Linked DNA regions of Homo sapiens: region 2 is linked to region 1. A link is an interaction called in ENCODE POLR2A ChIA-PET data of the cell type or tissue named here. Cell type or tissue: MCF 10A. All regions are shown on one strand. Each heading gives the region's core, and the rest is flanking DNA. Links, peaks and the distances in the headings are about the cores only. Region 1 overlaps NAA20 (N-alpha-acetyltransferase 20, NatB catalytic subunit). Region 2 overlaps RIN2 (Ras and Rab interactor 2).

What was found. ChIA-PET counts read pairs that join two places held together with the same protein. Peaks named below come from ENCODE experiments on the same cell type or tissue, not always from the same donor. Only the 100,000 strongest peaks of a DNase experiment are listed, where the experiment ranks them.
Region 2: POLR2A ChIA-PET joins it to region 1 with 5 read pairs; 2 of 35 experiments call an interaction of 5 or more read pairs at or near these places.

The regions. Positions count from the first base shown.
Region 1 is chr20:20,020,588-20,030,667 of GRCh38, forward strand. It overlaps NAA20 (N-alpha-acetyltransferase 20, NatB catalytic subunit), which reads left to right. Exons shown (of 6, transcript NM_016100.5): 2 at 1,869-1,893; 3 at 5,090-5,180; 4 at 6,197-6,332. Among named protein-coding and RNA genes, the nearest start is that of NAA20, 8.3 kb to the left of the region's middle. In MCF 10A, for the core only: no CTCF peak of the experiment used is centred there; no DNase peak of the experiment used is centred there.
Region 2 is chr20:19,857,969-19,874,721 of GRCh38, forward strand. All of the region lies in intron 2 of RIN2 (Ras and Rab interactor 2), which reads left to right. Among named protein-coding and RNA genes, the nearest start is that of RIN2, 110 kb to the left of the region's middle. In MCF 10A, for the core only: no CTCF peak of the experiment used is centred there; a DNase peak (open chromatin) is centred at 9,283.

The DNA.
Region 1 (10,080 bases), core at 71-4,070:
GGTGGAGGGGCCAGGAAGGCATCTGGGCATGGGCGTCTCAAGATTAGGTCTGAGCTAAAGATGGAAATTTGGGGGTCAGCACAAGTGTAGAAAAAAAGGCTAAGAGTTTGTAAGATGGCGCCTTAGGGCATCAAGTGTTCAAGTAAAGGAGACCGTGTGGCTCAGTGAGGTGAGAGGAGAACCCCATGGTCTCAGAAGCTGAGTGAAGACAGCATTTCAGGCTGTCCCAGGAGTGGGAAGCTGTTCAAGAGGAGCTGATGGCTCAGTGCACATCATATTTGTACATTTCTTCCAGGAAAGAGAAATTGAAGATGCAGATGCAGGAGGGAAAGAGAATTGCAGGAGGAGGGTCCCGAGTACTGAGGGGGTCTCTCGCCCGCACTCCGTGCCTATTGACAGGAGAGCAAGTAGCATATGGGTGCAGATGCCTGTGTGCGTGGGTTCGGTGGGCGGGGGGGGGGGGGGACTTTGGCAAAGACTTCTTCCTGTTTTCTCTTCTTAGTGATGAAATAGGAAGCCCCTGAGATGGCGGGGCTGGAGGTGAGGGTGCGGGTGGGCAGACAAGAGGAGATAAAGCAGTTCAGTCGTCGAAAGGTGTGGTGGAGTGACTCCCTGCACTGTATTAGAGCAGTGATTCTCAAGGAGTGGGCCAGGGTTTGGGGTCCCCAAGATTGTTTCAGGTGTTGTGTGAGGTTAGAGCTATCTTCATGATGTATTAAGAAGGTTTTTCATCTTTTCCACTGTCATTCCCTCACAAGTAGACAGTGGAGCTTCCCAAGGTGTGATCTTTCAGCAGCAAGCATAACAAATGCTTGAGAATCCCGTTGTCTTTTAAGCAGGACGTTGCAGAATTGTTAAAACAATGCCATTGTTGTCACTGGATTTTGTTTTGTTTTGTTTTCGGAAGTATAGTGATTTTTTTGGTAAAGGTATTTGTGTTAACGTGTAATTGATTTATTATTTTTGAGTGAATATTTAAAATTTTTAAATCTCAGTAGATATTACGCGTATAAACAAAAGTTCTTTGGAGTCTTCAGTAACTTTTTAGCGTAAAGGAGTTCTGAAACCAAACAGTTTAAGAACTGCTGGACTACAGAAATATGATATGACTAGCATTGTTATGGGTCTCAAAGGAGAATTTGACTAGAAATCAGAAGAGAACAGTTGAAAAGTAGCTGGTTTTGAACCTGACAAAATAGTGGCTCCATTAATTGACTAGGGAAGTGAGGGGATGGAGATGGGTTTTCAGAATGCAGATTTGGGAATGGTGTGCTGGGATGTGCTGGTGAGCTGCCCACAGCATCGGAGCCAGGTTGGGAGGCATCCACTAAGAACACGTGATTGAACACATAGGAATGGGGATGGTGGGGACAGGGAGGTGGGAGTGTAGAATAGGAGTGGGGAGCAAAAACCGAGTGGTGGGAGTGACCACATTTAGAGGGTGGAATAAAGGAGCAATTGTCAGGGAAGACCCAGACACAGGCGGGGAGGATCCATGGGGTTGGATGCTGCAGCGGGCGAGTTTGACCTTCTGTCTCTGCGAGATACATCCCTAGTTGGTCTCCAGTTCCATTAGCAATTTATTGCCACTTAGAAAACACAAGATGTAGATTTATTAACTTGAATTTTAAAGAAGCAAGTAGCAGTTAAGTGAAAAAATATGTAAACACCTTAATAGTGGCTGTGACAGCTTATTATGGCTATTAGGTAGATTAAATCATCTGCCTCAGCCCTAAAGTTGGCCTTAAAGTTGTTGATGAAACATGTTTTGTTTTCCTTGTGGCATATTACTGTTAGCTTTAGCAGGCTTATTTCAACTGGTTATTGTAAACGCTGCTTACTAGAGACATTTCTCTTGTTTCTTTCAGTAACTTGGATCCACTTACAGAAACTGTATCCTTTTTTACAAAAAAAAAAAAGTTGAATGAAGATTTACTGAGAATAAAGAAAACAGAAATGAAAGGAAAACAGAGGAGTACTGAAAAGTTTAAAAACTTGTAGGTCAGGAAACATCATAAGCAACACTGAAAGCAATTTTAAAAAGTGAAACTGAGAACAAGAGTTGTCTTAGATCTGCTGACAAACTGTTAATATCATGACTTGGTAGAAATCTGTAACATCATAGCTCCCCTGCCAACCTTGCCCCTCAGGAGTCAGCATGGCTGTATTCACCAGAAAGCACAGTGACTTCAGCAAGGTGGCTGCATAGTCTCCAGTGTGAACAAAGTCTGGAGATAAGCAGTCCCAGGCAGGTGATGCTTCCATGAAGACACCAACAGCCAGGCTCTTTGCAGTTTAAGCACTCTACCCCTCCCAGGGTGGCCGTAACCTTGTTCCAGATGTTGCCACAGCAAACAGCATCACAGCCATGTTTCCGGCAGCAGAAACAGCAGAGGGGGAGGTGAGGGTGTTCTTCCCTTTTAAGAGTACCTTTGGGCCTGTACTCCCAGCACTTTGGGGGGCCAAGGCAGGCAGATCACGAGGTCAGGCGTTCAAGACCAGCCTGGCCAACATGGTGAAACCCCGTCCGTCTCTAGTAAAAATACAAGAACTAGCCAGCCGTGGTGGCTCACTCCGTAATCCCAGCTACTTAGGAGGCTGAGGCAGGAGAATCGCTTGAACCAGGACCCGGGAGGCAGAGGTTGCAGTGAGCCGAGGTTGCAGTGAGCCGAGATCGCGCCACTGCACTCCAGCCTGGGCTACATGTAGAGCGAGACTCCGTCTCAAAAAAAAAAAAAAAAGGAGAGTACCTTTGGGAAATGCCACACAGGCCCGCTCTGTCTCATTGACCAGCACCTGTTTCATGCTTCACCTGTCTACTGAATCCTATCTAGAGTCCAGAAATGTGCCCTGCTTTATAAATTGGGACTTGTTACTAAAGTGAAGGCTTTGAGGTAACAATGAACAGTGTCTATTATTGTCCTAATGGAAAAATGGGGCAAAGATGTGAAGATAGGATACTGTGGTTATGCTGCTGTAACAGATAACCCCACATCTCTAGTGGCTTACAACACAAAGTTCGGATTCTGTGTTATGCTCTGTATCTACTGTAGGTGGGTAGGAGGGTTCTGCTAACCGGTAATTTATCAAAAGAGGGCATATAGGAGCTTAATGAACGTGTTAAGAGTTCAGTCTCATCAGTCAAAAGACATGTAAACTAAAACCAAAATGAGATGCCATATTTTATGTATCAGCCAAGATTTTAAAAAATGATAAACCTCAGTGCTGATGATGGTGAGGTGAGAGGAACATTCTCATAAATTGCTAGTGACAATATAAATTGCTATTATCTTTCCAGAAGGCACTTTGGAAATAGTAATTCCATTTCCTGAAAGCTGAAAATAAGAAGAAATAGAGGCAGTTTGTCAGTGGTTGACAAAATAAGGCCCATAGGCCAAATCTGGCCCACTGCCTGTTTTTGTAAATAAAATGTTATTGGGACACCACGCTGATTAATTTATATTTTTTTCTGTGGCTTTTGCAGTTTGAGTAGTTCAGCAGGGACTGTATGGCCCACAAAGCCTAGGATGTTAACTATTTGGCCTTTTACAGAAAAAGTTTGCTAACCCCTGAGTTATACCATTACAAACATTATTTATTGCAGGAGAGTTACTAAGCATTTGGAATAAGATTCACACACAACAATCAGGAGATGGTTAAGTAAATTAAGCTGTACTGAAGAAGGATTTCAAACATTTTTTTGAGAAACAGGAAATGACCCAGGTGTCCATTGTCAGGATACAGGCTATTTAAGGTGTCTCTTCACATAAAGAAATACTATACAGCAGTAAAAATTAACTTACAGGTGCAGGCAGCAACAGGACTACATATCAGAAACAAAACTGAATGGGAAAAGCAAAAAATCTCTGCAGGTTCATCTGGATTTTTTAAATTACGACTAATGATATCACCACTTTTAAGATTTTTGAAGAATTTTGAATGACAAAAGTTTCACTATATAGGAAGGAAGGATTTTAGGATGCAAATCCGTTTATATGGTGTGCTTCCAGTGACATTTAAAATTTGCAGTGAAAGTCCCATAATCCAGGTGAGCCTATATTTGAAAGTAACCTGTTAGGTCCTAGAGGTCGATGGGAGGGAGGGGTGTCTGGGACTCCTCTGTTAGCCACAGAAGAGATGGTTGTGGTATATGTCAGTGGCTGGCTGGCAGGAAGACTGGCTGTCCTGCCATGTTAAGGGTTGTATTTGAGGGGTATTCAAAATAATGATGGTCCTTCAGAGGAGATTTTGAAGAATTTCGCACGGAACAGGTTTTCCAGGAACTTAAAAAATATATTTATGTGTGATTGATGGTGTCCTCTGATAAATTGCATCAGAAAGTTTATACTAACAAGAAATATATTTTCATCCATTAAAGTACAGAGTAAAAAGAAGAAGAGAAATGTAGGAATGATTACATGTCAGTAAGGATATCCCAAGGTTGAAGAGTGAAGTCATGAGCAAATTATTCAGGCATTTACTGTTAACATAGTTGATTCCTTAAGTCAGCTTTTATCTGCATTACTAGAAATGCAGGATTTGAATCAGTGGAGAGGAAAAACTGGGTAATTAAGTTGGCTCTGGAAGGACTTAGGTTGTAAAGTTATTTTCACAGTCTCATAGCTGAAGTCAAAGTAGGAACTACCCATTAATTTTTCAGTGCAATTATGTAAGCATCAGTGTATTAAGCATCTACTGTGTACCAGGCACCAGGGACAGAGGGAACATGATATTCATAGACTAAGAGGAGGCAGACCGCAAACAAACAATATCAGGTGATAAATGGAGAGACTTAGATATGGTATGGTCAGTAGGGAAGTAGACTGTAGAACTTTGGGGTCCTGATTCTCTGCTTTCTATTAGACAGTGCTATCACCATTCCACACTTGAGGCTATATGTCCAGGCAATTTTGTTAAAAATCAGTGATAACCTAAATATTTCATGTAATGGTATGTATGATTATAGGACTCATACAGAGCTGGGGATAAAGTAACAGTATACTTTTTAAAGGAAACTTTTTTTACAATATCCCTTAATGAAGAACTTTTTACTGTCCATTACTTTTCACACTCCTTAACAGGACTCTAGTATGGGATTCCTTTCTACCTACAATACCTCGCCCACTGGCCAGAGTATTTCATTGTTGCAGAGGCACCTGGTGGAGAATTAATGGGTTATAGTAAGTATAATACCACTAGTATTTTGTGGAGTAGGTAAAGATTTTAATATAGATTTCAACTGATTGCTTTAGACTGCAGAATTGGAATATAATGATGCTTGTAATTTTATTTCCTCTTCAACAATTCAAGAACTTACTGATCTCTGTTTTGGGCACTGTGCTAGGCCCAGGCGATAACGGCAGTGAACCAGACAGACATGGTCTTAGTCTTCTTAAATCTTTCATTCTAAAAAAAAAAAAAATCTTTCATTCTAAGGCCAGGTACAGTGGCTCACGCCTGTAATCCCAACACTTTGGAAGGCCAAGGCAGGCAGATCCTTTGAGGTCAGGAGTTCAAGATCGGCCTGGCCAAATGGTGAAAGCCTGCCTCTACTAAAAATACAAAAAATTAGCTGGGCGTGGTATCGCGTGCCTATAATCCCAGCTACTCAGGAAGCTGAGGCGGGAGAATCACTTGAACCCCGGAGGCAGAACTTGCAGTGGGCTGAGATCATGCCACTGCACTCCAGCCTGGGTGACACAGTGAGACTCTGTCTCAAAAAAAAAAAAAAAATCTTTCATTCTATACTTTTGTTAAATTTCTACATGGTTTATTTAGTACATAATGCAGGCATCATAGCATCCTCATTGAATTAGCATTACTAACAGAACCTTTAGCTCTGAACTATATGTGTACATCCACATGTACCCACATATACCCACACCCATATGAAATGCAGATATTTGAAAAAATACATACTCTGGTTTTTTTTTTTTCAAAATTAGTTGTGTTTTAAGTATATCGTTCTTTTTTGTTCTAATTCTGATTTTAGAACTATTCTAAATGTAACAGATAGTGTTACATTTACAAGTGAATTTCAAATAAAAGCACTAACTGTTAGCTGGATGACCTCAGGTGGTACTTAAAAACTTCTTTATTAGTTTCCTTTGTAATAAAAACATACTGAACAGTAATTCTATATTTATGTGTAAATCAATGTCTAGTTACTGAATGTGATTTTTGTTGTTGTTGGCAGTTATGGGTAAAGCAGAAGGCTCAGTAGCTAGGGAAGAATGGCACGGGCACGTCACAGCTCTGTCTGTTGCCCCAGAATTTCGACGCCTTGGTTTGGCTGCTAAACTTATGGAGTTACTAGAGGAGATTTCAGAAAGGTGAGATTCAGTTTTTCAAATACACTTAGTGATTTGTGGACCCCTAACCATTTTCTTCCCCTTCAGGCTGAATAACTGTCATGCTTTACAGTTCACAGGAATTTCATCTTCCATCTCCAGTAGTCCTTAGAACAATTCTATCACATAGTCAAAGTGATATTGTTTCTATTTTGCCATTGAGGAAATTAAGGCAAAGTGTTGTAGTGACCCGCTATAGGCCTATAAGCTGAGGAATTGGTGCAATTCAGTTCCAAAGGCTAGCTCTCGAGGTTTCTCTTAGTGTTCCTGCCACAGTGGCACACATTCCTAAAATCTGTTACCATTGCTTTGGCATCTGAATAAATTTTTAGCAGTGCTCCTCGGCCAAAAGAAAATAGTTCAGTCTTAAGCAGTTATATTCTAACTGTTTAATAAGTATTTATAGCCTAACAGCTAATAGCCATTTAGAAAAAAAATAAATTGAAAGAAGAAATATTTTCATTTCATTCTTAAATAACTGTGGCTAGCTACCAATGAGAGGTGTGCACCTGTTGGACATTAAATGACTTGGCAGAACCACTTGCATTCCTGTTTCATATTGATTTTCATCTAGTATTTTTTTTTAATCACAGCAACTGCCAGAAACTCAGCTTCATAGAAATATTATGTCATTAAGAGGAATGTAGCATGATCTTACGTTGAATTTGTGAACTACTTCAAACTAGTTTGCCAATATCTGACATGTAAGGTTTTGCTGTTTTCCCTGAACATTCGAAATATCCTTTGGTGGCTGTATGAGTTTGGGACACCTTAGGGCACCTGAGTGCACAGTTTGCGAACTGCCAGCATGGCATTTTTTTTTTTTTTTTTAAGGGACGTGTTGTATATATCAAACCTCTTCATTACTGGAGATAAAAGAAATACAATAAATAGAAGAGAAGGCCCCTCCTCGTATCTTCATTCTAGAAGAGAGATGTTTGTAGTAGCTTCACCTGTTGTCAAGCTGCCATTTCTTTCTCCACTGTAATTTCCTAAAAGTGTGGTAGGAAAGAGAATAGTTGCTGAGAAGGGTTCTTGAGCTTAATTTCTACTTAATTATTAGATTTAATAAAGGCAAGTTTTAAAGAAGTATCTGTGGCCTGACAAAGACTTCAAGCCAAATTAGAGGCAAAGGAGCTCAAACTCATTCAGAGAAGAAATTGTGTTAGCTGAAAAAGAAGTCGGTGCTAATCTTTAAGATTTTTTAAAGTTCTCTCTAGACCAAACAAAGAAGGGAAGAAAATTTTAGCATGATTATAGTTTACACACATTTATTAATGGCATTATGTTGAAAAAAAGTATTTGGCATTATTGTATAGTGAACAGGGAGTTAGAAAGTGGGTTGTTCAATGAGAACACATGGACACAGGGAGGGGAACATCACACACCAGGGCCTGTCGGGGGTGGGGGTCTAAGGGAGGGATAGAATTAGGATAAATACCTAATGTAGATGACGAGTTGATGGGTGCAGCAAACCACCATGGCACGCGTATACCTATGTAACAAACCTGCACGTTCTGCACATGTATCCCAGAACTTAAAGTATAATAATAATAAAAAAAAGCAGGTCGTAACTAGCTATGACCTTGCACATATAATTTAGGGTATTTGTATGATAGATTCTCCCTCTGAGTAGAAGACCACTAAGCTCTCTTCCCTTCCAGTTTCTAAGCCTTCATTATTTTAGACTAGTTGCTAAGATTTAAGTAATCTTCATTTGTAGGCATATATATACATATACACATACATGATACATATACATATGCTTATATACACTATATACATGTATACATAGTGCATACAATGTATACATTAAAAATAGAAACCAAACAAGTAGAGGAGAAGAAAAATTGAATGATAGAAGTCAACTCCAAAGAAGAGAAAAAGGAAATTAAACCAGCAAAACAAAATGCATGAAATAAAATGGTAGCCCAGAATCCAAATATTGTCAGTAATTACAACAGTAAACGTTAATGGACTTAGGACTTTATTTATTTATTATTAGTTTTGGAGATGGGGTCTTGCTCTGTTGCTCAGGCTGGAGTGCAGTGGCGTGATCTCAGCTCACTGCAACGTCTGCCTCCCAGGCTCAAATGATTTTCCTCTCTCACCCTCTGAGTAGCTGGGATTACAGGCGCCCACCACCATGCACGGCCAGCTATGATGACTCTATTTAAAAGACAAAGGCTGTCTGTATTGTTTACAGGAAATATGTGTAAAATATATTAAAATATTTTTAATACAGAAAGATTGAAAGTAAATTTTTAAATTACCTTGCAAATTCTAACCAAAAGAAAGTTAGAATACTTATTAATAATAGTTATAGTTGAATAATTATTACCAGCATAAAAAAGGGTCACTGCATATTGATAAAATATTTAATCAAGGAAGTAACAAGTCTGGGAGTGGTGGCTCATGACTGTAATCCCAGCACCTTGGGAGGCCGAGACAGGTGGATCACTTGAGGTCAGGAGTTCCAGACCAGTCTGGCCAACATGGTGAAATCCCGTCTCGACTAAAAATACAAAAATTAGCCGGGTGTGGTAGCACGTGACTGTAATCCCAGCTACTCGGGAGGCTGAGGCAGGAGAATTGCTTGAACCTGGGAGGCGAAGATTACAGTGAGCCAAGATCACGCCATTGCACTCCAGCCTGTGCAACAGAGCGAGACTCCATCTCAAAAAAAAAAAAAAAAATAGCGATTTAAAATGGTATATACCAAGTGACATCATTTCAAAGTAAAAATGCACAAATTGACAAAACTACAAGGAGAAATAGACAAATTATTATTATAATGGGAGATTTAGACATGCTTTTTTCTAATTGATAGAACAATGAGATAGAAATTTGTCAAGCCTATAGAACAAGAATCAGCAATTTTCTTCTGGGTCAGATAGTAAATATTCAGGCATTACAGGCCACCTAAAGTCTTGGTTACATAGTTTTTTGTTTTGTTTTGTTTTGTTTTGTTTTTAACAACCATTGCAAAAACCATTCTTAGCTTGAAGGCAGTAGCAAAATAGGTTATAAGCCAACCCCTGCCCTAAAGAATTTCAATCAGTAGCCCAAAATCTTTTCACGAAGAAAGCTGTGGCTTCTCTGGCCAATTTTACTAAACATTTAAGAAATAATGACTGAAAGGTCACTTTTACACAAACTATTTTGCACAAGCCAAAAAAGGGAACATTCCTCAACTTATTTTTTAAGGCCAGGATAACCTTGATAACAATACTTGGCAAAATATGGGAAAGGAAAATTCGAGGAACATCTCACTCAGATGCAAAATCTCGGAAAAATAATTAGCAAAGTGGATTTGGCACTACATAAATAGGATGACACATCAGGAACAAGGTGGTTTCAACTTTACACTAAAGGAGAACACTGGTTATTTTAGAAAGTGCAGCAAACTTGATAAAATCCAATATTCCTTCCTGATAAAAACTGTTAGCAAACTGGGAAATAGAAAGGGGGAACTTCCTTAACCTGAAAAATATCTACAAGAAATTTGTAGTAAATATATTTAGTAGTGATACACTGAATGCTTTCCTTTTGAAATTAGGGACAAGTTAGTCCCGCTTCAGTAATTTACTAGAAATTATAGCACAGGAAAGCAGGAAAAAATAAACGATAGGAGGATTGAGAGGAAACAAAACTTATTTTGCACAGATATGATTATATAAATATAAAATCCATAAGAATATAAATATTTAGAATTAATAAAAGGCAAAGT
Region 2 (16,753 bases), core at 7,643-11,642, 160 kb before region 1:
ATTCTAGCCAGAAGTTATTTGTCTTACATGTGCATTTCAAATATCTTCTCCTGCTCTATGTCTTATTCATTCACTTTTTAATGATGTGTTTTGTTGAACAAAAGCATTTAACTTTAATGAGGTCCAACTCATCCCTTTTTATGGTCTGTCTTTTTTTAAAAAAAAATATTAAGATGGCTTGAGTTTTTTATGTCCTGTTTAAGACATTTTTGCCTACTCCTTGTTTTTCTGTCTTACAACCCCTGTTTCTTTTGCCAGTTTAATTGCCTGCCCTTTTCTTGAGTGGGGAGAATAGGAATCAGGTCAGGCTACATCTGAGTGAGGAAGGAAGGGTGACAGAGTTAAATTAGGAAAGCGAGGCCAACAAATTAGGGGAATAGATTGAAGCAGGAAGAGGCCCAACACTGTCTGATTTTTGGTCTAAGGGACCTGAAAGCCTTTGAGTCTGGGTAACCTGATAACTGACTTCAGTGCTGTCCAGCCCAAATATCTGCATTGCGTCTCTTAGAGTGTTTGGAGAAGCTTGTCAAATTTTATGAAATCAACCTCTTCCGTGCTCACAGCCCTGATCTATTGCCTAGAAACATGAAAAAGTTAATGAAGTTCGTGTTTTAAGGACATCGTGCTAATGTCTAGAGACCATCATTTTCCTTCTAAGTGCTCAAAAACCATCTTGATAATCCCTTCTTGACCATATCCAGGAAATGAAACCTCCATTTGGAATAATATTTACTTATTCCTAATCCTCTGACTCCTTCCCCATTCTCCATAAGTTTTCCTTACTTACTAAAGATGTCAATAATTCCATGATCTCATCTGTCTTCCTACAATCAAGGGTAAATGTTTGGGTCTGCTTTTCATAAAGAGACCCTGGCAGGGCCTGAACTGAGCTGACCATGTAGTGGAGACCAGAACAAAGCAGGAGTTGGCAGGGGGCTCGGGACATGCAGGGAGAAGGCGGGACTGCTGCAAACACGGTGGAGGACAGAATACATTTCTTAAAGTAGCTTCAGATTAGGTAGCAGCAACTGAGTTGAGATCCCTGGGCTCAGAAGATGGACTCTGGAGTCCATAGGGCTTTCTTGGGAAGATAAACAGCTCTACAGGGAGAAAATACTTCCATGCCAGGCCCTTCCAGGGGGTCATACTTAGAATGTTGGGACTACATTGATGAATCAGAGTCTCCTTAGAGGCACTAATTGGCAGGAACAAGATGGGGAGGAGCCATCCAACTTCCAGGGATGAGCTGGATGAGGGCAGGCAGGATGTGGCTGCAGAGACGCCCCTGGGCGTCCACCCTCAGGCACAGGGAAAGGGAGTATGGTGTAATAGAAAGAGAGGACTGCTGGGATTCACACATTCCTGGTTCTAATCCTGACTCTACCACTTATTAATTGTGTAACATTAGGCAAGAATAGTGCTTCCATCCGAAGATTGACTAGAGGGTCAAATAGGATACTGTGCATAAAATGCCAATTTCCCCATTTTCCTCCCATTTCTTTGGCTCTTCCTTCTGGTTGCTCTACCCAACAGACAGCTTTCAATTCTTATCTTTCTTGCCCACTTTGAAGCACTGGCACCATTAAATAGTCACAAGGTCTTGAAATATAACTTTCCCTTGACTTCCATGAAGATCCCATCTATTCCATGACAGTAGCTACCATGTGCATGCTGACAACTCCCACGTGACTATCTCCGCACATAACTCCTTCCTAAGAGCCAGATCCATTGATATACCTGCTTCCTGAACTTTCCACATGGATGTCCTACTGACAGCTCAAACTCAACAATTCCAAATTCAGCTCATTATCTTTTCCATAAATCTTTCCCTTCCTCACCTGCGTTCTCTATATGGAGAATCCAGTCATCAAGCCCAAAACTTGGGAGTCATGGATTCAAGTGCAAGTGGTTTATTTGGGAGATGATCCCCAGAAGCATCACTGGGGGATCTTGGAAGTGAAACAAGGAAGGGAAGGAAGCCAGTATAGAGTGTTTTATCAAGCCTGGCACCCCTGTGGACAACTGGAACTGAATCCCACTGAAAAACTTGGAGATGCTGTAGAGAGCACAAGCTTCAGAGTCACTCATCCCAAGGTGCAAAGGAGCTGGGTGTTTATTTGCCAACTCCTGCCAGGCATTGGCTTATCTCTGTCACTGGCTGCCCCTTGCACTTCTGGCCTTCCATAGGTGTGATAGCATTAGGTCCCACCACCAGAGAAAACCCTCAGATGAAGTGGCACAGATGCTGATGGTTGGAAGTCAGAAATGGAACTCCTGACTGGTGCCAAGAGACATCCTGTATCGGGTCTGCCCCTTTACATGGGTGATTCTTGTTTGTTTGTTTTTTTGTTTTGTTTTTTGTTTTTTTTCTGAGACGGAGTCTCACTCTGTTGCTCAGGCTGGAGTGCAGTGGCTCGATGATCTCGGCTCACTGCAACCTCCACCTCCTCAAGCAACTCCCCTGCTTCAGCCTCCCAAGTAGCTGGGATTACAGGCACACACCACCACACCCAGCTAATTTTTTTTGTATTTTTAGTAGAGACGGGGTTTCACCATGTTGGCCATACTCGTCTCGAACTCCTGACCTCAGGCAATCCACCCACCTTGGCCTCCCAAAGTACTGGGATTACAGGCATGAGCCACTGCACCTGGCCGGTTAATTCTAAGCTAATTTTCAGATTGCCTAGTTGTCTTCTCCTCTTGGGACCCTTGTGTTTCTCTCACACTCACTCCCCATGGAGTCTGGATGGTGTGCCCCTCTCTCTCTGTTTTAGCACTGATAAGCTTGTCTTTTAATGGTTTCTTATTTAATTATGTCCCTCACTGGACTATGAGCATATTCAGAACAGAAACCAAACTCTGATTCACCTTTACATCCCCATAGTTGAGTTAATGAATGACTAAGTGAACGAAGAAAAAAGCCATAAAAGAGGTGGCACAGCACATAACCAACTGCAAGTTTTTGCAGATAACCCAGGAAAGTAGCAAATTAAAGCCAGGGCAAAGAACACCCTTCTTTCACTATTACAAATCCTATGATAACATTCGGTCAGGTCTAAACCCACAGCCAGTCTTTCCTTGTTAAGTTTAGGGTTAACAGTTCCCCTTATGACTTTATGAGGTAGAAAATATTCAGCAGAGTCAATCAAGAATGTGTCAAATGTCCTGCTTTGATCAGTCTCCGGGCAGATGTCACACTATTCCTTCTACCCTTCTTGATCCTGTCCACCTCCTAAACTCCTATTCTTCCTTTAAAGCCTGTCTCAAAAGTCCCACCTCCTTATAGGTTTCCATGACCCTCCAACCTCTAGAGAAAATTGATTTCTGCCCAGCTGCACTCTACTGTCATTGTCAGCCTTTGCTATGATATGTTCCACCACAGCCCTTCCCCTTGACAAAGATTCTTGGCTTGACGAAACTTTAGTCAGGCTCCTGAACCTCCTCCTAGGTGCTTCTGAGCACTTCCTTATAAAATCTAGTTTTAACAAAGAACCCTGCTAAGTAGGTTGAGCAAGAACGCCCTGCCCTCGATATCTGATCACCCTCCATATCTGATCACCCTCCATATCTGATCACCCTCCTTATCTGATCACCCTCCATATCTGATGATCACCCTCCATATCTGGTGATCACCCTCCATATCTGATGATCACCCTCCATATCTAATGATCACCCTCCATATCTGATCACTCTCCATATCTGATGATGACCCTCCGTATCTGATCAACCTCCATATCTGATGATCATCCTCCATATCTGATGCTCACCCTCCATATCCGATGATCACCCTCCATATCTGATGATCACCCTCCATATCTGATGATCACCCTCCATATCTAATGATGACCATCCATATCTGATCATTCTCCATATTCAATGATCACCCTCCATATCTGATCAACCTCCATACCTGATGATCACCCTCCATATGTGATCACCCTCCATATCTGATGATCACCATCCATATCTGATCATCTTCCATATTTGATGCTCACCCTCCATATCTGATGATCACCCTCCATATCTGATGATCACCCTCCATATCTGATGATCACCCTCCATATCTGATCACCCTCCATACCTGATCAGATTTCTTCACTGCCACTATCCCCCAAGTGGAGTCCGGCCATCCTGGCCTGTCTTCAGCAACCTGCTAGGTTGGTTTAGCCAGAGTCTCCTGACCCTGATGTTTCCTCTTGGTAATATGCATATGATACATAAACAGTTATACAATAGATATCCATGGTATTAAAATTTAATGGAGGCCCCATCCACTGTCCCTCCACTCTTCTCCTTGGCTATAAATTCCCACTTGTCCATACTGCATTCAGAGTTGAACTTGGCCGGGCGTGTTGGCTCACACCAGTAATCCCACCACTTTGGGAGGCCGAGGCGGGTGGATTGCCTGAGCTCGAGAGTTCGAGACCAGCCTGGCCAACATGGTGAAACCCTATCTCTACTAAAAATACAAAAAATTAGTCGGGCGTGGTGGCAGGCACCTGTAGTCCCAGCTACTTGGGAGGCTGAGGCAGGAGAATCGCTTAAACTCGGGAGGCAGAGGTTGCGGTGAGCCAATATCGTGCCACTGCACTCCAGCCTGGGTGACAGAGTGAGACTCCGTCTCAAAACAAACAAACAAACAAACAAACAAACAAGCAAAAACAGAGTTGAACTCAATCTCTCTCCTCAACCACCCATTGCCACGGACTGAATAAAGTCTGTCTTACCAGGCATTAACAAGTATCATTGAATAATTTTTTCTTTAATGCTCTTTGTAGACTATGAGTTCTTCAAAGTTAGAACCAGGGCTGGTCTTAGTCATCTTGGTGTTCCCAGTGCTTGGGAGCACAGTCCCTAGAACTGAATCCTTGCCAAATGCACGTTTTCTGAGTTGAATCCCCTTTCACTGCAAGATCTTGTCTTTGGATTGGTTTGTAACATGACTTAATGTAGCAACATCTGCCCTCCAGCGTGGAGCCAGCAGACTTGTACCATGTTCCTCCCTCTTGGCATCATCTACTTTTCTCTCTTCTTTCACCCTCTGCTCTGTGCCTACCCTTGTCCTCTCAACTTATGTGTTTACCTAAGGTGAGCGTTTTCTCATATACATCTTATTGCTTTGTCAAATCAATCTGAATAGGAAAAATCAAGAGGAACAGCATGTGTGTGCAAGAAGAAAGGCAGTATACATGTGCAGCCTGTCATTTATGCATGTGGCCTCTGGAGTCAGCACTTGTCACTTCCACTTACTCCCTGTTGACTTTAGGAACATTATTTAACACGTTTTGTCTCATTTCTATAACATTTGCAGTGATTAAGGGCTCACCTGTCATAGATGTTGTGCGTTACATGAAACCATGTATGTGCCTCACCCTTCTGCCCTGGGCCTTATCATTGCAGCTCACACCAACTTGACTGCTGGCTGCTTGCATTTGCATCTGTCTGTCTAGAGAGTACTGGGGAGTTAATGTCCCCACAAGCAGCCTTCAACCAATGACTGATGGAAGTCAGCTGTATCAGTACCCCAGCTCCCTCACCCCCTTCAGAAGGGATAACTCTGAAGCTTGTGTTTGACACTGCTTACCAGCATTACTCTGTGAGATTAAACTCCATTTGTCCACAGCTGTCAATGGCTTGAAAATCATCCTCCTCTTTCCTGCCTCACTTTCCCATTCACCTATCAGTATTTCTCAGGACCACTTTCCCAGAAATTACCAGCCCTAGAATCCTTGCCTTGGGGTTTGCTTCTGGGAGAAGGCAAACTTTGACAGTATGTAAAGTGCTTAGCTCATTCCTTGCATCTAGGAAGTCCCAGAATGGTTGTTTCTGCTGTTATAAAACTGCGGTTCATCGGTAGAAAGCAAAGATGACCATAGATGGGAGAGGTCATTCCCATCCTGTGTTCATCTTCACACTGCTCTGGGAAACCCCATATGGGCATTGCCAGGCTGTGAGAGCACAGTGAATAATGGTCAGTTTACAACACGCATTCTCAACAGGGGCTAGATTGCCCCCAAGAAGGCAAGAATTGGTTCTCGGGGGTGGGTGGTAAAAAAAAAACTTTTTTTTTAATGTATAAGACACAGATATGCATATGATACATAAACAGTTATACGATGGATATCCATGGTATTAAGATTTAATGGAGGGATCAATTAGAAAAAAGGGTCTGAAAAGGCTGGGAAACAATAGTTTGCAAGAGGCGGGAGAAGTTACTATTGACAGTACCCTGGTTTTTGACCATCCTGGGTGGCACTGTTTAGTTTGCAGGGTCATGTCCTCTTCTGGAGTGAGGAGTTAACAGCTGAACTTTCATAAAGTTGTTTGGTTAAGTTTGCCCCACAGGGCACAAGCTTTTTGGCAAAACATTCAACTGTTTGTGGTTAGGATTTTCCTGGTTCTTATTAACACCAGACCTGGTTACATTTAGAAGATCATGACGCTTGGCTCTATAAACAAAATTACCAGGTCGTGAAACACAGCATCCTTTGAATCCTTCCTTCCTGACTTCACCAAAGTCCCTCCTCCAAAGCAGACAGCATGGAATTTGACAAGAAGAAAAAAGGACCAAATTATTTGGTTCCAATACACTTCTCCTTTGTCAAAATATGATCATTTAAAAGTTTAAAAATAGAGCCCTCCTATTGACATATAAGGAGCGTGGGGTTAAAGACTTATTAGGAAGGCATCAGCAGGTGGGTAAAGCTAGTTCAAAGCAGGATGGGTACAAGAGATTGGTGTATATGTAATCAGTCTAAAGAAATCCTGCTGAAATAGGCTACATATACTCGCTGCCTGTGATACAAAACTGGTTACCATCCTCAAAGGGCCGTCAAACCATCATCTTTGGAGTTGTTCTCTACCAGACAAATTTTATTTGTAAATTATATTTGGATGATTCTATTTGGGCATTTTGGACCATTTTTTTAAGATCACCTAAATTCACCTTAACACTTTCTATAGCATTCAAGCTAGGATATGAAATCTTAACAAGTTTTATTTCTTCATTTTCTCTTTTAAGTATCTGAAAGACTACCTGAAAAACCTGAATTAGCTTATCCCTTTTACATCAAAGATGCTGGGGAGCAAGGTGCAGACAATGGTTTGCTGTAAATGTTTACGACTCCCCCAGATTTAGTACTTGCCAATTTCCATGGTGTAAATAAATACTCCAACCATAATCATCTTCAAATTACTAACAGAATGTCCTTAGGCAGAGTTAAGGAGAGATGCTCACCGTCACCATTGTGAGATGGCATATTTTGGTCCCAGCATGTCATCAGGTGTGTGCTATGACATATTTTCTATACAGTATAGTCACAACATTCAGGTTCCTTTCTGAGGAGGTACACTCAGGCCACTGGGTAAATGCCTCTGAAGAGCCAGAAAGATCAGCTCAGCTAAATAAAACTGCCCAATAAAACTGTATTCCCTGGAACCTTAATACATACCCTGAGGGGTCCTTCAGGGATTACACAATTTTAAATTCAAATTTCATTTTAAAAGTTATACTTTCTTTCTTTTTTTTTTTTTTTGGCAACAGTGTCTTGCTCTGTTAACCCAGGCTAAAGTGCAGTGCTGCAATCATGGCTCACTGCAGCCTCAAACTCCTGGGTTCAAGTGATCTTCCCTCCTCAGCCTCTCAAAAAGCTAAAACTATAGGCACACACCACCAGGCCCAGCTAATTTTTATTTTTTATTTTTTGTACAGATGGAGGGTCTCACTTTGTTCCCCAGCCTGGTCTCAAACTCCTGACCTTAAGCAATCCTGCTTTGGCCTCCCAAAGTGCTGGGATTACAAGCATGAGCCACCATGCCTGACCAAAAGTTATACTTTACAAAAATATAATAAAAATATACACATACATACATATGTAGCAAATGTATAAAGGTGCATTTGCATACATATAATAGAAGTGGTCCCCAACCTTTTTGGCACCAGGGACCAGTTTCACGGAAGACAATTTTTCCATAGACCGGGGTTGTGTGAGGGATGGTTTTGGGATGATTCAAGCACATTACATTTATTGTGTACTTTATTTCTATTATTATTACATTGTAATATATAATTAAATAATTATACAAGTCACCTTAATGTAGAATCAGTGGGTGCCCTGAGCTTGGTTTCCTGCAACTAGATGGTCCCATCTGGGGGTGATGGGAGACAGATCATCAGGCATTAGATTCTCATAAGGAGCACAGAGTGTAGATCCCTTGCATGTGCAGTTCACAATAGGGTTTGTGCTACTATGAGAATCTAATGCCACTGCTGATCTGACAGGAGGCAGAGCTCAGGTGATAATATGAGCAATGGGGAGTGGCTGTAAATACAGATGAAGCTTCACTGCCTCACTCACTGCTCACCTCCTGCTGTGCAGTCTTGGGGGGTGGGGGACCCCTGATATATAGGACTGATGAACTCCAAGTTCAGAATTCTTGTAACCTCTGAAAAGAAAAAGGATATATGATAGACAGGACTCCACAGGGCTGGGGAGTGCAGAGAGACATGTTACATCTTTAAACCTTTTTGTATATCTTTAACATTGCATACAAAATTCACAAAACACATAGCCATATATGCTTTTTATATCAAATTTCAAGCTTTTAAAAAACATTAACGTGAAATTGTGTTTCTAGATTAATTTTGGATATTTTATTTTATTTTATTTATTTTGAGACAGAGTCTTCCTGTGTCACCCAGGCGGGAGTGCAGTGGCATGATCTCAGCTCACTGCAAGTTCCACCTCCCAGGTTCAAATGATTCTCATGCCTCAGCCTCCTGAGTAGCTGGGATTACAGGCAGGCACCACCACACCAGCATAATTATTGTATTTTTAGTAGAGATGGGGTTTCACTATGTTGACCAGGCTGATCTCGATCTCCTGACCTCAAGCGATTCTCCCGCCTTGGCCTCCCAAAGTGCTGGGATTACAGGAGTGAGCCACCATACCTGGCCAGATTAATTTATTTTTCAACACACATGTTAGTGTTTTGCTGTGCGAAAACGTTAAACCATCACTAAGAATCTTGTTTATTTTTATTTTTTTTTTTGTTTAATGGAATGCATTTTTACATTTTTAAATAATTTCAAATTTACACAAAGTTTGCAAGTATAGTACAGAGACTCATAAGATGTCAGTTATCCAGATTAACACATTTTAACATTTTACCATATTTGTTTTATTTCTCTTTTTTACCTCTCACTCCACACACAACACGTGCACACATGCTCATGTGCACACACACACACTTTTTTCTAAACCATTGGACAGTAAGTTGCATGAGTCACGCCTCTTTACCACTCAATACTTTAGTGTTTACTTCTTAAGAACAAGGACATATTTTTACATCATCACAATCCAGTTACCAAATTCAGGAAATTTAACATTGATGCAATACTTTAATCTGTTGCCCATATTTCAGTTTTTCCAATTATCCCAATAATGTCATTTACAGCATTTTTTTTCAGTTAAGCATCCAACTGAGGATCATTTATTGAATTGAGTTGTCACTTCTGTTTAGAGACTCCTTCACTCTGAAATGTATCCTTAGCTTTTGTTGCCTTTTAAGACCTTTACGTTTTTAGAGCATGCAGGCCAATCATTTTTGTAGAGTGACCCTCAGTTTAGGTTTGTCTGATGCTCCTCACAGTAGATTCATGTTTTGCACCCGTGGCAGGAATGCCCCAGAGTGATGCGGTGGCCTCCTCAGTCCCAGATATCAGGAGGCACATGTGGCAGGTTTGTTTTATTCCTGGTGACACCAGCTCCAATAGTTTAGTTAAGATGGTGGTGTCCACCAAGTTTCTCTGCAGTGGGAGAATTTTAAGAGTTGTGGTTTGTCTAAAACTGAGAGATGAATCAAACTGGGAGGGTATTTAGACTTTGCTGGATGATGGCCCCAAAGCTGCTCTGAAAATGCTGTGCAGCTGGGTGAGCCGGCCTGCTCTCTGAACTGCAAGGCGTTTTCGTGGGACAAGAAAGGGCAGCATCAGCAGCCTGTTCTGTGGCTGGGGCTGCAAAAGCCATCAGTGTCGTCATGTCTGGCGTGGGGCATGCTGGTGCACAAAGAGCCGAACCAAGCTCCACAGCAGGAACTGACACCAAGCCAGGCCCCAAGGAGGCCTGTGAGTGTGGCCAGTTCCCTGCTTTGGTGACGTGATATTTATGCACCACGGCTCTTCTGAGGTTTCTCCAACTTTCCCATATAAAATGAAGATGGCCTTTCTTCTGAGCCAGGGCTGCCCAAGTGGCAGGCCACAAACCACGCATCGCCTGACCCAGGCTGGGGCAGCAGCGTCTCGGAGAAAAACAGGAAATTGGGACATACGCGCTTTCCACCGCCTGGCTACGTTATGAGTTTCTTAGTGGTTCCATGTGGCTTGAGTAACAGGGTAATTTTCCTTAATGCAGTAAAATACCCAAAGGAATGAAGATGTATTTTATTGGACAACGTTTTATTTTAGTAAATTATTTAGTGTCCAGCACTGTTTGAAGTACTCTTACAGATTCGCTCCTGAATTCATACCACACACTTTCACTGGGCCAGGAAACACGTGAAATGAGCAGGGCAGGTCTTAGGGTTTCATCCGGGTTTTATGATATGCTGGGCAGACCGTGAACATTCGACAACAGGCCGTGCTCCATCCTGTAGGGGCACACAGCCTATGTGAGATAAACAGACAGCTATAATCATGATGTTGTGGAGGCTGTCAGAGGGACCTTGGGGACCCAGAAAGGGGAAGGGCTGATAATGGGAATAGGTAATGAAGGGAAGCTAGCACAGAGATGATCTCTGACCTAAGTCTTGAGGGATAAAAAGGTGTTCACTAGCTGGGCATGCTGGCTCACACCTGTAATCCCAGCACTTTGAGAGGCCAAGGGGGGTGGATCACCTAAGGTCAGGAGTTCAAGACCAACCTGGCCAACATCGTGAAACCTTGTCTCTACTAAAAATACAAAAAGTTAGCTGGGTGTGGTGGCATGTGCCTCTAATTCCAGCTACTCGGGAGGCAGAGACAGGAGAATTGCTTGAACCGGGAGGTGGAGGTTGCAGTTGAGCCGAGATCACGCCACTGCACTCCAGCCTGGGTGACAGAGCAAGACTCCGTCTCAAAAAAAAAAAAAAAAAAAAAAAGTGTTCACCAGGTGGTGAGGCATTTTAAACAGAGACTGAGTGATGTATACAGAAACACGCAGGGTGGATGAGTCTGCGCTGGAGAGAGGGATTAGAAATGCAAATAAAGGTTTGAATGAAATTGATGAAGACCATATACGCTGTGGCAGAGTTTGGACTGATGTCAGGGCCACCTTGATTAGATTTTGTGTTTTAGGCAGGATTTCCCAAACTTGAGAGGAAGGGTTTCTGGGGAACAAGACCCTCACTATTCCTTCAGAGGTTACTGACTTTTGTGACATGGTGAGGTGGGGAGACGAAGCCACGTCATCACTGGCCACACTGAAGATGGGTTAGCACTGACCCCAGGGAAGGGCCAAACCAAGAGATAGAAAAAGCTGGGGAAATGGGGCCTGGTTGAATTGTGGAGCTGCTGGATTGGCCCATGCCACTCCATGAAGCCTCCACCCTCACCCTGGACTTTAGGCCATCCCTTAATCACTTTTACTGCTTAGAGATTTTTAAGCTTTTATTTTGTTCTTGGGTTTTTTTTTTTTTGAGAGACAGGGTCTCGCTCTGGGGCCCAAGCTGGAGTGCAGTGGTGCAATCACAGCTACTGCAGCCTCGAACTCCTAGACTCAAGTGATGCTCCCACCTCAGCCTCCCAAGTAGCTGGGAATACAGGTGTGCACCACCATGCCTGGCTAATTTTATTTATTTATTTATTTATTTATTTATTTATTTATTTATTGTAGAGAAGGGGGTTCGCTATGTTGCCCAGATGACAGTGCTGGACCCAAGCAATTCTCCCGCCTGGGCGTCCCAAAGCATTGGGATTACAGGCGTGAGCCACCTCACGGGGCCAAGTTATTTTGAAATAATGTCAAACTTCCAGAACCGTGGCAAGAATAGTTCTGAGGACTCCTCTGTACTATTTGCACAGGTTCACTGACCTGTGCCATTTTGCCCCATTTCCTGTATCAGCCTCTGAACCAGGTTAGAGTAGATTGTAGCCATCAGGCCCCTTCACCACTTACTGCACCAGTATATACTTCTGAAGAACATGGAGGTTCTCCTACATTCCCACAGTTCGATGACCCAAGAATGGAGCCTAATCATCATATGATACTTTGATCTAAACCCGAGATGCCAATTGTTATCATTTTTCCCAATAATGTCCTGTATAGCATGTTTCTTTCTCTAGTCCAGGAACTAGTCCAGATCATGTCTTTTGCAGGAAGGTGTCAGGCCTCTTTAATCTTTTTTAAGAGTGATTCCTCAGGCTAGGTGTAGTGGCTCAAGCCTGTAATCCCAACACTTTGGGAGGCCAAGGTGGGTGGATCATATAAGGCCAGGAGTTCAAAACCAGCCTGGCCAACATGGTGAAACCCCATCTCTACTAAAAATACAAAAATTAGCCAGGCACGATGGTGCACGTCTGTAATCCTAGCTACCCAGGAGGTTGAGGCACGAGAATCACTTGAACCCAGGAGGCAGAGGTTGCAGTGAGCCAAGATCGCACCACTGCACTCCAGCCTGGGCTATAGCATTAGACTCTTTCAAAAAAAAGAAAGAAAGAAAGAAAAAATGGTTCCTCAGCCTTTCTTTGTTTTTCACGACATTGATATTGATGTAGAATCTAGGCCAGTTCTATGATGGGATGTCCCTCAGTTGGAGTGGGTATGATGTTTCTTCTTGATGAGATTCCACATACACACTCTCTGTTGTAATATCCTCTAACTGATGCTGTGTTCTTCTAGGGCATCACGTCTGGAGGAACACAGCATCTGGCTGCCTTCGTTTGGGATGCTGACTTGGATCACCTGGACAAGGTGTTGCCTAATTTCTCCACTGTGTAGTTACTATCGGTCCCCTTGCAACTAACAAATACTGTTTAAGGAGATGTTATTATTTATCTTCAAGCCAATTTGAATGGGGTTTTCTGTTACTTCCAACATAAAAATTCCTAGCTGATTCAAGGGCTCATTTGTATTGCAGGATTGATTGCTGATTACCATGGAGAAGCAGGCAAGGGATTATGAAGAGAAAGACAGGAGGGATATCTTAAAAGCTTTCATTGTGGTCTGATGGGAGCAGATCTGGACCAAGGCACATGGGGATCCTAAGAGGACTAATTCATTTGGTGACACTTCTTTTTCTTTGAATTTATTTTGCAAGAGCTGAACAACAACAAAAATGATACTCTCGCCAGGTAGGTGGCTCACATCTGTAATCTTACTTTGGGAGGCCAAGACGGGGCTTCACTTTGAAGCCAGGAGTTTGAGACCACCCTGAGCAACAAATTGACACCCAGCTGAAGCTTCATCTCATGAGGTATCTTTGGGAGACAGTATATATCGTGCACCTCAGAGATGTCCTACTAAAATGAGGGAGCAGGGTTGAGGTGAGAAAAATCACTGTTGCTAGTAAATAGCAGTGCATCATGCACTATGTGGTTTCAGAATTTCCTCTTCCTCAGACTGCCAACTTAGGTCACACATTCTAGCTGTTCTAGGTTGGCTTGTTCTAGGTTTGGCTGGGAGTTAGGGCATGCATTGCCACGTGTCAAAATACTCAACAAAGATAGATCAGTGCTAGTGAGGATTGTTTCCTATCTCCACTTCTGTGGGGTCTCTACTCTGAAGGAGGTAGAACCAATGTACGCATCGCGGCTTCTCTAAGGAATCATAGGCAGGAACTCTGCCTAACAGGGACTATATTTCCAGTTAAAAATGCTGAAATGGATCCCCAGTTTATTTCAATGATGTTTATGAGGAGGACGCTAAGATTTAGGAATTGTGGACTCTTAAGTTATTTCACTGGTTCAATAATGGAGTTAGATCATTATGGGGGCAGTGCTCAGGGAAAAGCCCATGAACAGGGTGGGTGATATGGTTAGGCTTCGTGTCCCCACTCAAATCTCATCTTGAATTGTAATCCCCAGGTGTTGAAGGAGGGAGCTGGTGGGAGGTTATTGGATCATGGGGGCAGTTTCCCCCATGCCTAGTGATAGTAACTGAGTGCTCACGAGATCTGATGGTTTTATAAGAGTTCAGAAGTTCCTCCTTTTTCACTCGTCTCTCTCCTGCTGCCTTGTGAAGAAGGTGCTTGCTTCCCCTTCCACTATGATTGTAAGTTGCCTGAAACCTCCTCAGCCATGAGGAACTGTAAGTCAATTAAACCTCTTTCCTTTATAAATGACCCAGTTTCAGGAAGTTCTGTATAATAGTGTGAGAATGGACTAATACCATGGGCTTGAGCTAGTCTTTGAAGAATAGGCAGAATTTGGATATACGAAGTAGGGAAGGTGTGGGGGCACTGGTCCAAATGCAAAGGTGGGAGTGGGGATAAAATATGGATAAGATGCATGTGCGATTGTACCTCGCTCACTTCCTCCTACCATACACTCCTATGCACGTCTTACTGCAACTTTCTGCCTGGCCGTCTGAGGGTGCCATCAAGTTAATACGCCCAGGAGCAATTCTCCAACAGTGACCTACACAACCCAGCTTCCTTGACCTCAAGTGGGACACCCCTGAAGCACACTCACCCCACATCATCTGCACTCCCCTGCAGCATCATGCTCTGGTGGCCCCCAGCTATACATGTTCAGTCTTAAAGGATAAATATTCTAAAGGTAAAATCATGACATTAATAGAAAACTTTTTAAAAACTACATCAGAGTGAAATACTGGACATTGGAAACTACAAAATGTGGGACGCTGGGTAGGGAGTGAGGGTTGAAAAATTACCCATTGATTATGATGCTCACTATTCAGGTGATGGATATAGCAGAAGCCCAAACTTCACCACTACACAAAATATGCATGTAAGGTACCTGCACTTGTACTCTCTACATATATTTAATAAATAAATTAATTAAATGTTTTAAAAACTGCTTAAAATTTTTTAAACTCATTAGTGAATGAGGGAAATGGTAAAATGTCACAACTGATTTAAACATAGACTCAAATAGCACTTACATACAAATATATAACACACTTTTTCTTTTTTTAATGTTTTATTTTATTATTTTTATTTTTATTTTATTTTATTTTTGAGACAGAGTCTTGCTCTATCACCCAGGCTGGAGTGCAGTGGTGCAATCTCGGCTCACTGCAGCCTTGATCTCCTGGGCTCAGGTAATCCTCATGCCTCAGCCTCCCAAGTAGCTGGGACTACAGGCATGTGCCACCACTCTTGGCTAATTTTTTAAAGTTTTTTGTAGAGTTGGGGTCTCACTATGTTGCCAAGGCTGCTCTTGAACTCCGGGGTCAAGGGATCCTCCTGCTTCAGCCTGCCAATGTGCTGGAATTACAGGTGTGCACCACCATGTCCAACCATGTAACACACTTTTTCTGGAAAGGACCAGATAACATTTTAGGGTTTGCAGGCCACGTAGTCTCTGTTGCAACTACTCAGTTCTACCACTGTAGCCTGAAACAGCTATAGACTATATGTTAATAAAGGAGTGGTTGCTGGTGTTTCAATGAAACTTTATTCTCAAAAGCACATGGTAGGTGCATTTGGCCTAGAGACCTTCTTTGCAGACCCCTGATACAGGCAATTAAGAACCCTGAAATTGCTTTACAAGTGGATGCAAAACTGGTCAATATCCACAGGGCACTAATCAAGTGCATCTCCATAGAACCGAATTTGCATCTCTGTGGGCAACATTCATCTGCATTATTATGAGTTTTCTACAATTTACAGAATTGAAAATACAGTTGATCCTCATTATTTGTGAATTCTGTATTTGCAAATTTGCCTTCTTGCTAAAATTTATTTGTGACTCCCAAATCAATAATCATGGTGCTTTTGTGGTCATTCGTGCACATACACAGAGGAGCAAAAATTTAAATCACCTGGCACATTCCCAGCTGAGGATGAATGAAGCTCTACCTTCTTGTTTCAGCTCTCATACTGTAAACAAGTGTCCTTTTTGATGTCTATTTAGTGCTGCCTTTTTCACATTTTGGTGTGTGTGTGTGTGTGTGTGTGTTTGTGTGTGTTGGTTATTTCACTGCTTTAAGAGGCCCCTAAAGTAAATGCCAAACAACTGTTTAAGGGCAAGAAGGCTGTGATGGAGAAAATGTGAATGTTAGATAAACTCTGTTCAGGCTTGAGTTATAGTGCTGTTGACTATGACTTCAGTGTCAATGACTCAACATTACATATTAAATAAGGTGGTTTTAACTAGAAACACACATAAAGCAAGGTTATGCATTGATCTGTTAATGAAAATGCTGTGACCAGGGGCTAGCAGGAACCTAAACTGGTATTTCCCCTAGGAACAATGGTTCAGTGTTGGCTAATTCACGGTTGGTGATGACTTTACAGAACTTAATACCATGAAGTACAACAATTGATTGTGGCTCAAAGAAAGACAGTGAAAGGTGGAGCTAACCCAGAAGGGTGCTCAAGACAGCACACCCCGTCATTATCTCATAATGCTTCCTGGTGTCAGTAATGCACCTTTCTTTGGCTGCCTTCTCTTCCCTGACTCCCTCACAGTACCTGTCTCCTTCCCTACAGTGTTTCCTGTGACTACCTCTGAAGGAAACAATTTGCACAGCAATGCTTCTCTCAGAGTTGGCTTCCAGGGGAATGGAGACTAAGACAGGTTACACTGAGCAGA